Linked DNA regions of Homo sapiens: region 1 is linked to region 2. A link is a contact called in ENCODE Hi-C or POLR2A ChIA-PET data. All regions are on one chromosome and are shown on one strand. The core of a region is the stretch at or near the end of the contact, and the rest is flanking DNA. Distances in the headings are between cores, read along the strand shown. Region 1 holds the start of INCENP (inner centromere protein). Region 2 has its middle 40 kb from the start of LINC02733.

Region 1 (4,965 bases), core at 1,387-3,886, 82 kb after region 2:
CCCCCTCCTTTTTTTCTTTTCTTTTTTATTTTTTTGAGACGGAGTTTCACTCTTGTTGCCCAGGCTGGAGTAAAATGGCACGATATCGGCTCACCGCAACCTCCACCTTTCAGGTTCAAGCGATTCTCCTGCCTCAGCCTCCCAAGTAGCTGGGATCACAGGCATATGCCACCATGCCCGGTTAATTTTGTATTTTTAGTAGAGACAGGGTTTCTCTATGTTGGTCAGGCTGGTCTTGAACTCCTGACCTCAGGTGATCCACCCACCTTGGCCTCCCAAAGTACTGGGATTACAGGCGTGAGCCACCACGCCCGGCCCCCTCAGCCCCTTTTATAGTTGCTCTTCTCTCTCTTGAGAAAGACGGACCTTAATCCCCTTGGAAACTTGCTAAAGTGCACTGCACAGGGTAGAAAACTCTCCGAGGTAACAATCAAATAAACAATTTGAGATACTCATGTCAGAATTAATAAACAGAATGATTAACGATTGGGTAACATATCCTTTTATGATTCAGCTGATTTCCAATTATTTACATTCTTCAAAGAATAACTCAGAAATGTTTAGTTAATTTGCTCACAAATTATTTACTCACATATGATGGAGTCAGTTGGTAAACTGAGTAAAATAACAAAGGCAAAAACAGAATTGATAAAGAGAGGGAAGAAAGGGAGAGGAAAAATACTACAGACGACCTGGGAACAGGGTAAACTATCTGTTGGTAGCTGACCGTGGATGTACAAATCTCTTCAAGATTGAACTGCCTTATTTTACAGGTAACAGCAACCTTGACTCACAGAGTAAAGTGACTTTGTCTAAAGCAGTTTCTCAACAGCAGCAATTCTGGTATCTGGGGCCGGGTAATTCCTTGCTGTGGGGACTGTCTTATGCACTAGATGGCGTTCAGCAGCATCCCTGGCCTTTACCCACCAAATACCACTAACCCCTTCTCCCAAACCCAAATGAATTCACACACTGCCAAATGTGGGGGGCGGAGGTGGGATAAAACCTCCTCTGCATGAGAACCACTTCTCTCAAGAAACGTCCAGTACCAGGGTAGGTGACCAAGGATTCTGTCGCCCAAGAGATGACAGAAGGCTCTAGATAAACGCACACTCCGTTGCCATTCACAAGGCGTTTTGTTTTTACTTCTCAAAAGCGGCAGAGATTTTTTTTTTGAGACGGAGTTTTTTGCTTTTTGTGGCCCAGGCTGGAGTGCAATGGCGCGATCTCGGCCCACTGCAACCTCTGCCTCCCGGGTTCAAGCGATTCTCCTGTCTCAGCCTCCCGAGTCGCTGGGATTACAGGTGCAAGCCACCACGCCCGGCTAATTTTTTTTTGTATTTTAGTAGAGACAGGGTTCCACTGTGTTGCCCAGGCTGGTCTCGAACTCCTGAGCTCAGGCAATCCACCCGCCTCGGCCTCCCAAAGTGCTAGGATTGCAGGCGTGAGCCACCGCGCCCGGCCAGAGATTCTTTTTTTTTTTTTTTTTTTTTTTTGAGACGGAGTCTCGCTCTGTCGCCCAGGCTGGAGTGCAGTGGCGGGATCTCGCCGGCCAGAGATTCTTTATAGGACATATTAGTCCTTGTCTTTCCCCCCCCGCCTCCATATTGGAAAGATGAACTAATTGAAATATGACTTAGTAAAAACATTGTGCCAACTTGAAACCTTGATTTAGTAAAACATCTCAATGTTTAGATCCTTTGTCCAATGGTAGTATTTATCAGATGTATTCAGCTTGCTCAGAAAACCAAAAGGGCATTACAACCACAAAAGCAAAGAAAAATAAGAAAACGTCCCATGTTTGGATCTTGTTCTACTTGTAAAGATTAAATTGAAATGATTAGGCTTTTCGATTCATGAGCCAAATACCGTAACACCCTGGCCTTTGATGGGTTTGGATTTTTAACATTACTCCTGAGATTTCAGGAAGTGGGGTTACAGTTACACTCCTTATAGCTGCTAAGTGTATTAAGTTGAATGTAAGGATGCATAATATTGTTTGAATTGAGCCCCACTACCAATTCTTTAAAAAATGGCATGAATTCCTATACGTAAATGATTTGGTGGAACTATTCCATCATAATTTCTAAATTGTTTATATACCAAGGTAGCCTTAATTTGTATATGTTTCAGTACAATGAAATTTTACTCCCTCTGGGATGCTGTTTGGTTTGTATTTTGAGGAATGTTTTTCTCATGGGAAGAGGAACCTATGACTTCTGTACCTAGATAATTTGTTACATTAAAAAGCTGGTCTTTCAGCAATGTAAGTATATACATACATGTTTTTATGAGGAAAAAAAAGCAGCAGAGATCAGAAGACTGCCACCGTGCTTGGAGAAGAAAGAAAGCCGCGCGTGGCCTTCGCAGTGCTCGCCGGGACTCGTAGTTCCAGGTCTGCGGGCTCCTCCCAGGCGGGGATCTACTTCCTCTCTCGGCCGCGGCCGCAGCACCCGGAAGCTGAGGGGGCTTAAAGTCTTTCGCTTCCTTTCCCCGCCTCTTAGTCCCGCAGATTGCTAGTGGATATGGCCAATAGGAGGGCTGACTGGTACTTCCTGTTATTTGATTGGCTTAAAATTTTGCAACCGCCCGGACAAACTTGCCGAGGATTGGCTGAGCCTTCAGTTTTGAAAATCATAGTTTTCGCCCGCGCTGCGCCGCCTGGTTGCTCCTCCCGTGCGGTGAGTCCCGAAGGCCCGGAGCCAAGTGGGTCTGGGCAAGCGGGGCCTTACCTAGGGATACCACCGGACTTGGATCGGAGCAGCCTTCAGGGGACGTGGCGCAGTCGAGTGAGTGCGCGTGGGCGTGGGGATTGGGGGGTGGTTCGCGATTTTTTCCCCGGTCCTCTGCTCCGTCCCTGTCGACTCCGGACCAGGGTCGTGACTCCCCACCCCAGCCCCTGGCTACCTGGGCATATGAGGGTCACCTCTTCCAAGTGGCGAGGTCGCCTGCCTTGGTTCTCGGGCCCGAGATGCCTCCCACCCTTTCCACCTAGGCCCTCAGCTTCCTAGAGCATAGCCCCGTTCCCTCCGCTCCCGGCTGCTTGGCACCTTGTGCCTGTGAGGATTAGTGTTGACTTGGACGCGCAGGAAGCCCGAAACCAACCCGGTTGTTTGGCGGAATGATGCCAGATGGCATTTCTGTGCAGTTAAACCCCTCTCTCAACGCCCCCGCCCCCAGCTGAGCAGCATTTTAAACTGACCATTTCCGGAGGCTGGGCCGCCCCTTGTCACTCCCCAAGCCTGTTCGCTGTCAGCGGTTCAGTCTCATTCAGCTAACATGGGTTGCTCGCGGGGTTGCCCAGAGCCAAGACTGGGCACCTGCCTTTCAGAAGTTGATATCTAGAAGGCGGTATAGCCAGTGGTTAAGGGCACGGTTTAAAGGCGGTATAGCCCGTGGTTAAGGGCACGGTTCTATTTATGCCCCTGATTTACCGGCTGATTTTGACTTCTCTTTGCCTCAATTTCCTCATCTGCCCATGCGTATCCTCAAGGTTGTGGTGAGAATTAAATGAGATGATGTCTGACTCGGGCATGGAGTATGACTCAGTAAATGGGAGCAGCTGCTATGCGCTTTCTGCACAGAGGTGTGGTAGGCGCCCAACTTACAGCACCCTGAAAAGGACAGGAGTCATAGAGGAGGACGATGGGGCCTTCAGTCTGGTGTATGGTGTGGAAGAAGTGTTGGAGAGGAGGAAGACTGGAGAGTGTCTTCCTCGGTGAGGTGTTGAGTGCTCTTTATCTGTGTGCAGGTGCTTACATGGGTTGAAGAAGAGATTTTTGCTGCTCTTCCAGGAGCCTGATTCTTGGTACACTGATTCCTTCTTTTTCAGGGTCACCTCTGTTTTAACTTACGGTAACCCTTTTTAAATCGTTGCGCTAAGGTCTGCTAGAAGCAAACCTCCCCGTGAAAGAAGTCCAATTGCTTTCATGGACTTTGTGAAAGAAGCTCTCATCCACGTTGCCCATTTGAACAAATACTTTTTAAAAAGTTAGCCAGTTGTTGCTTTTCTCTGCAAACCTTTGGCTTCCTTAAACAGTTTTCTCTTTTCTGGCCTGAGGTCCTGCGCTTTGCCAGGGCTGTGGTCTGGGTGCAGAAGGGTTAGGGGAAGGTGAGGGATGACAGTGAAAAGGGCTTGCCCATGATTGGCTGGCTGCAGAGCCGAGGTTTCAGCCCAAAGCCTGTACGATCCTGCCCATTTGGCCCTGCCCTGATTATTGCTGCCCTTGGCATCTGGGAACAGGGGTTTTGAACATGTGTTGGTCAGTTCTAACCTGTGCAGATTAAGTTTATTTGGTGCCCTTTGTGTGGTGGGATGAGCACCTATAGGATGTTTATTTCTAGGTGTAGAGTTGATGGGTGGATTAATTCATTTAACAAATAGTCCTTGTTGCCAGGCACTGCTGTGCTCTGGGCATTCAACGATGAGCAAGACAGACAGGGGTTTGCCCTCAGAGAGCAATTGTTTAGTGGGCAGGGACAGGCAGTAAGCAACAGGTAAACAAGCACGCAAGTGCTCTGCAGAGAATTACAATCAATGAATGGGATCATGGCTGGGGCTACTTTAGATTGGTTTTCAGGTTTTCCTGAGGATCTGAGATCCAAGCCATGAGGAGTGAGCCATACAAAATGTGAGACAATGTTCCAGACGCAGGGCAGAGCTTGTTGAGGAACAAAGACTACTGTGTCCTTGAATCAAGCCTGAGGAAGTCCCATGAGACTGAAACCTGACCTGGTGCTACGCCCTGTGAGGGATCAAGGGGTCAGCAATTTATCCCTTCCTTACAAGACCTTCCATTGTAGGTGGGAGGCTGAGTTGTGCATGGTTTTTTTTTTTTTGAGATAGAGTCTCCCTCTGTTGCCTGGGCTGGAGTGCAGTGGTGTGATCTTGGCTCATTGCAGCCTCTGCCTCCTAGGTTCAAGCGATTCTCCTGCGTCAGCCTCCTGAGTAGCTGGGATTATAGG
Region 2 (4,601 bases), core at 1,597-4,096:
ACTGATAATGGATATTCAGATGTTTCCAGGTTTTGGTTTTTTTTTTTTTTGAGACGAAGTCTTGCTCTTGTCCCCCAGGCTGGAGTGCATGGCACAATCTCGGTTCACTGCAACCTCTGCTTCCCGGGTTCAAGCAATTCTCCTGCCTCGGCCTCCCAAGTAGCTGGGATTACAGGTGCCTGCCACCATGCCTGGCTAATTTTTGTATCTTTAGTAGAGACGGGGTTTCACCATGTTGGCCAGGCTGGTCTTGAATTCCTGACCTCAGGTGATCCACCTGCCCCGGCCTCCCAAAGTGCTGGGATTACAGGTGTGAGCCACTGTGCCCAGCAGACACAGTGTAAGTATTACAGTCCTGTGTAAGTATTCCTATATATCAGGTCTAGCAAACTTATTCTGTAAAGCACAGATAATAAACATCTTAGGCTTCGTGGGTACAGCTGGTTTCTGTTGCATATACATTCTTCTTCTTTTTTTAAAATAGAGATGAGGTCTCACAATTTACCCAGGCTGGTCTCAAACTCCTGGGCTCAAGTGATCCTCTTACCTCAGCCTCAGATTACAGGCATGAGCCACCACTCCCAGCCTACATTCTTTCTTTCTTTTTTTAAAAAGAAAAATGTGGCCAGGTGTGGTGGCTCACGCCTGTAATCCCAGCACTTTGGGAGGCTGAGGCGGGTGGATCACCTGAGGTCAGAAGTTCAAGACCAGCCTGGTCAACATGGTGAAACCCCGTCTCTACTAAAAATACAAAAATTAGCTGGGCGTGATGGCGGGCGCCTGTAATCCCAGCTACTCAGGAGGCTGAGGCAGGAGAATCGCTCGAACCTGGGAGGCAGACAGAGGTTGCAGTGAGCCGAGATCGTGCCATTGCGCTCCAGCCTGGGCAACAAGAGCGAAATTTCGTTCCAAAAAAATAAAATAAAATAAATAAATAAATAAATAAATGAAAAATGTAAAAACTATTTAAAAATGTAAACATTGTTCTTAGCTTGCAGGCTGTACAAAAACAGGTTGTTGGGGTTGGCTTTGGCCCACGGGCTGCAGTTTGCTGACCTCTGCTTTCTGCTATTCGGTGCATGCGAGAAACATTTCTCCAGGAGTGCAACGGTTTGCACGTCTTTTGCCTCACTGGATGGTGCCCATCTTAAATTCAGCATATGGAAAATGGAAATTTCATCTTCTCAAGCAAATGAATCTGTGGGTACCAGCTTCCTGGGGAAAATGACATTCCGGTGGTTGCTATGGGATCTGAGCCCTCTGCAATGTCTTCCCCCTTCATTCCAGATGGTAGTGAATGGCACTGCTGTCCAGCAGGTGCCCATCAGAGTGGGTCAGGGAGGGTGGTACCAGACAGGTCAGAGGTGGGTCACAATGGGCATTGAGGCTAGGTGGGGAGCTTGGATTTTATTCCACTTGTAATAGAAAACCAGTTTAGGAGGTGGAGCAGGATGGTGACAAATGAGCTATGTTTTAAAAGGATCACTTTGGGCCGGGTGTGGTGGCTCACTCCTGTAATCCCAGCAGTTTGCTAGGCTGAGGTAGGTGGATCATCTGAGGTCAGGAGTTCGAGAATAGGCTGGCCAACATGGCGAAACCCCGTCTCTACTAAAAATACAAATACAAATAATAATAATAATAATAATAATAATAAATAAATAAAATTAGCTGGGCATGGTGGCAGGCACCTGTAATCCCAGCTACTTGGGAGGCTGAGGCAGGAGAATTGCTTGAACCTGGGAGGAGAAGGTTGCAGTGAGCCGAGATTGTGCCATCGCACTCCAGCCTGGGTGACGGAGCGAGACTCTGTCTCAAAAATAATAATAAAATAAAATAAAACAAAAGGATCACTTTGGCTTCTGATAATGGATCTTAGGGGGACAAGAGGGGAGGTAGAAAGGCAGGCAGAAAGCTCCTGAAGGAGTCTCATGATGGGGACATCCACAGCTACAGCCACCCTGCACCTGAGCAAGTCTCTGAGCCATCCCCGCCCTTATCCCCTTGCACATCCTGCAGTCCTATCCCATTTCTGCAGTCCTCTCTCCCCTTACACAGTGAACATAGTTCAAATATCCTGCCCTGGCTGACCCCACTCCTAAGCCCCCAGACACTTTCTCTGTAGACAATTAGGTGACCCTGCTTCACATGTCTTGAGGATAAAATATGACACATGCCTCAAATCTGGGTTTTTTTTAAAAGGGAAATATCTTTTATTTTATTTTAGACAAGTCTTGCTCTGTTGCCCAGGCTGGAGTACAGTGGTGTGATCTTGGCTCACTGCAACCTCTGCCTCCTGGGTTCAAGAAATTCTTGTGCCTCAGCCTCCCAGGTAGCTGAGATTACAGGCACCCACCACCACGCCTGGCTAATTTTTGTATTTTTAGTAGAGACGGGGTTTCCCCATGTTGGCCAGGCTGGTCTCGAGCTCCTGACCTCAGGTGATCCACCCACCTCAGCCTCCCAAAAGTGCTGGGATTACAGGCGTGAGCCACTGTGCCCAGCCATGACTGTTTTCCCACTGAACTTTAGACAACTGTATCTTTGAGTCTTATCTTTGCAGTTCAGCTGACCACAGGCAATTGAGTGGGCCTTGAAGGAAAGAATGTGGAACTGAATCTGTTATCTGGCAGCCACCTGGGAGACTGGCAGGGCAGAGACGGTTCTGACTGTGGTGATTAGGAAACAGGGCCGCGTGGATGCACCTGCAGACTGGGTCACCAGAAAAGATACAGATCACTGGAGTGTGTGAGACCAAACTGGAATCCATGGGGCACGTGACATCCTCGAAAGAGTAAAGGCAGGTGGGGTGAGTTAGAGTGGTTGCAGTAATAGTGGCACACACGCTGTGCCACGGGGAGTGAGCTGGAGGTGCCCAGGGCTGGGGCCGCCCTATAATGCCAGCTGGAACACACCTTGCTGTTGCTTAACTAAGAGTGAGCCTCTCTTATCGCTCCTCCTGCAACGTTAACTACCATAAACTGTTAGCAGTTGTTACAACCGCCTCTGCCCCAAGATACCTTGGCTCCACTCCCACCTGTTCTCTGAGAAGCTGCAATACAAATTAACTCATCAAAAAAGGTCAAGACATCCAGTTAGTTTGGAATAAAGGGAGAAGAAGAGGAGGGAAGTAGAACTGACTGTTGGAGGAGGGGGCAGAGGAGTGGATTGGAAAAGGATAAATACTGTTTTTTACAATTGTAAACAAGTTATTTATAATATTATAATAAAGGATATGTTTTATTAAAAATACAGCAGATTATTTCAAGGTAGGCTAAACTAGTACTACACACACTGTGTCCCTGGGACAGGACCTGGTCCATGAACTGTTGGTTACCAGTCTGAGAAGAAGTAAGTAGAGAAGTTAAGAGAAATTCTTTAGAAAGTTTTGTAGCAATTGGACAGCACAATTTTCTGTCTGTTGTGAAAGGAAAATAAATCTTGGGACTCCAAAATCACCAAGCTAAAGGGAAAAATCAAGCTGGGAACTGCTTAGGCCAAACCTGCTTCCTGTTCTATTCAAAGTTATCCCCCTGAGGCTCACCTAAGACAAATGCATATCTGATTGCTTCCCCTGCCCTATTTATTTATTTATTTATTTATTTATTTATTTATTTATTTATTTTTGCGATGGAGTTTCACTCTTCTTACCCAGGCTGGAGTGCAATGGCCTGGTCTCGGCTCACCGCAACCTCCACCTCCTGGGTTCAAGCGATTCTCCTGCCTCAGCCTCCCGAGTAGCTGGGATTACAGGCATGCACTGCCACGCCTGGCTAATTTTGTATTTTCAGTTGAGACGGGGTTTCTCCATGTTGGTTAGGCTGGTCTCAAACTCCTGACCCCAGGTGATCCACCCGCCTCGGCCTCCCAAAGGGCTGGGATTACAGGTGTGAGCCACCGCGCCTATCTGCCCTACCATTTATGTAAAAATGAAGATTCACTGAGACAGCCTTCAGTGGAAGGCTGATCAAGGACTCAAAAGAATGCAACCTTCTGTCTCTTATCCACTTCTAACCTGGAAGCCCCCACTTCCAGTTGTCCCGCCTTGCTGGACCGAATCAATGTACATCTTACATGTATTGATTGATGTTTCATGTCTCTCTAAAATGTATGAAAGCAAACTGTACCCCTGATGACCTTGGGCACATGCCTCAGGACTTCCTGAGGCTGTGTCACAGGCATGTCCTTAACCTTGGGAAAATAAAGTCTCTAAATTGACTGAGACCTGTCTCAGATATTCGGGGTTCACACTGTTGAATGTAATCATGAGAATGGGACCTGTATTTTGTAAGTCTTTAAAAAAATTTTCAACTTCCCAGTAATTTCTAATGTACTATACGGAAGTATTGGTCTCTGAGCCCTGGCAGTGAAGAAAAATAGCCTGGTTCTTCAGCCCAGGGATTCTGAGAAGCATTGAGTCCAATTTGGGGAGGTGTGGGGGTTGGGGGGAAGAGGCTGAAGCATTGAGACCTGTGTCCCTCTGGGAAAGGCAGTATTTGGACACTGGCCCTCTAAAGAGAGTGCACACGGTGTTGGGCAGAGAAGCAGCCACGTCCAAAGAGGAGAGGCCACTACAAAGAACAAAGAATAAACAACTCACCATG

The links. Hi-C counts contacts between places; a loop is a spot of excess contacts on that map. ChIA-PET counts read pairs that join two places held with the same protein, here RNA polymerase II (POLR2A). Pooled maps may share reads with other maps.
Region 1: a loop to region 2 is called in a pooled map, with 2.7 times the contacts of the local background. The contact joins the promoter of INCENP here to the enhancer-like site in region 2. A Hi-C loop is called at or near these places in 3 of 50 pooled maps. POLR2A ChIA-PET finds 5 or more read pairs at or near these places in 4 of 52 experiments (Caco-2, GM12878, activated CD4-positive, alpha-beta T cell and 1 more).

The regions. Positions count from the first base shown.
Region 1 is chr11:62,121,375-62,126,339 of GRCh38, forward strand. INCENP (inner centromere protein) reads left to right here and starts at 2,637. Exons shown (of 19, transcript NM_001040694.2): 1 at 2,637-2,789. LOC124902681 (a long non-coding RNA gene) reads right to left here and starts at 2,337. Exons shown (of 2, transcript XR_007062697.1): 1 at 2,283-2,337. RefSeq lists enhancers at 2,248-2,337, 2,868-2,937, 2,927-3,508.
Region 2 is chr11:62,039,550-62,044,150 of GRCh38, forward strand. No RefSeq gene overlaps it. Among named protein-coding and RNA genes, the nearest start is that of LINC02733, 40 kb to the right of the region's middle. Within about 2 kb of position 2,847, at least 7 of the 41 ENCODE cell types and tissues checked have a DNase peak (open chromatin) inside an H3K27ac peak, as active enhancers do.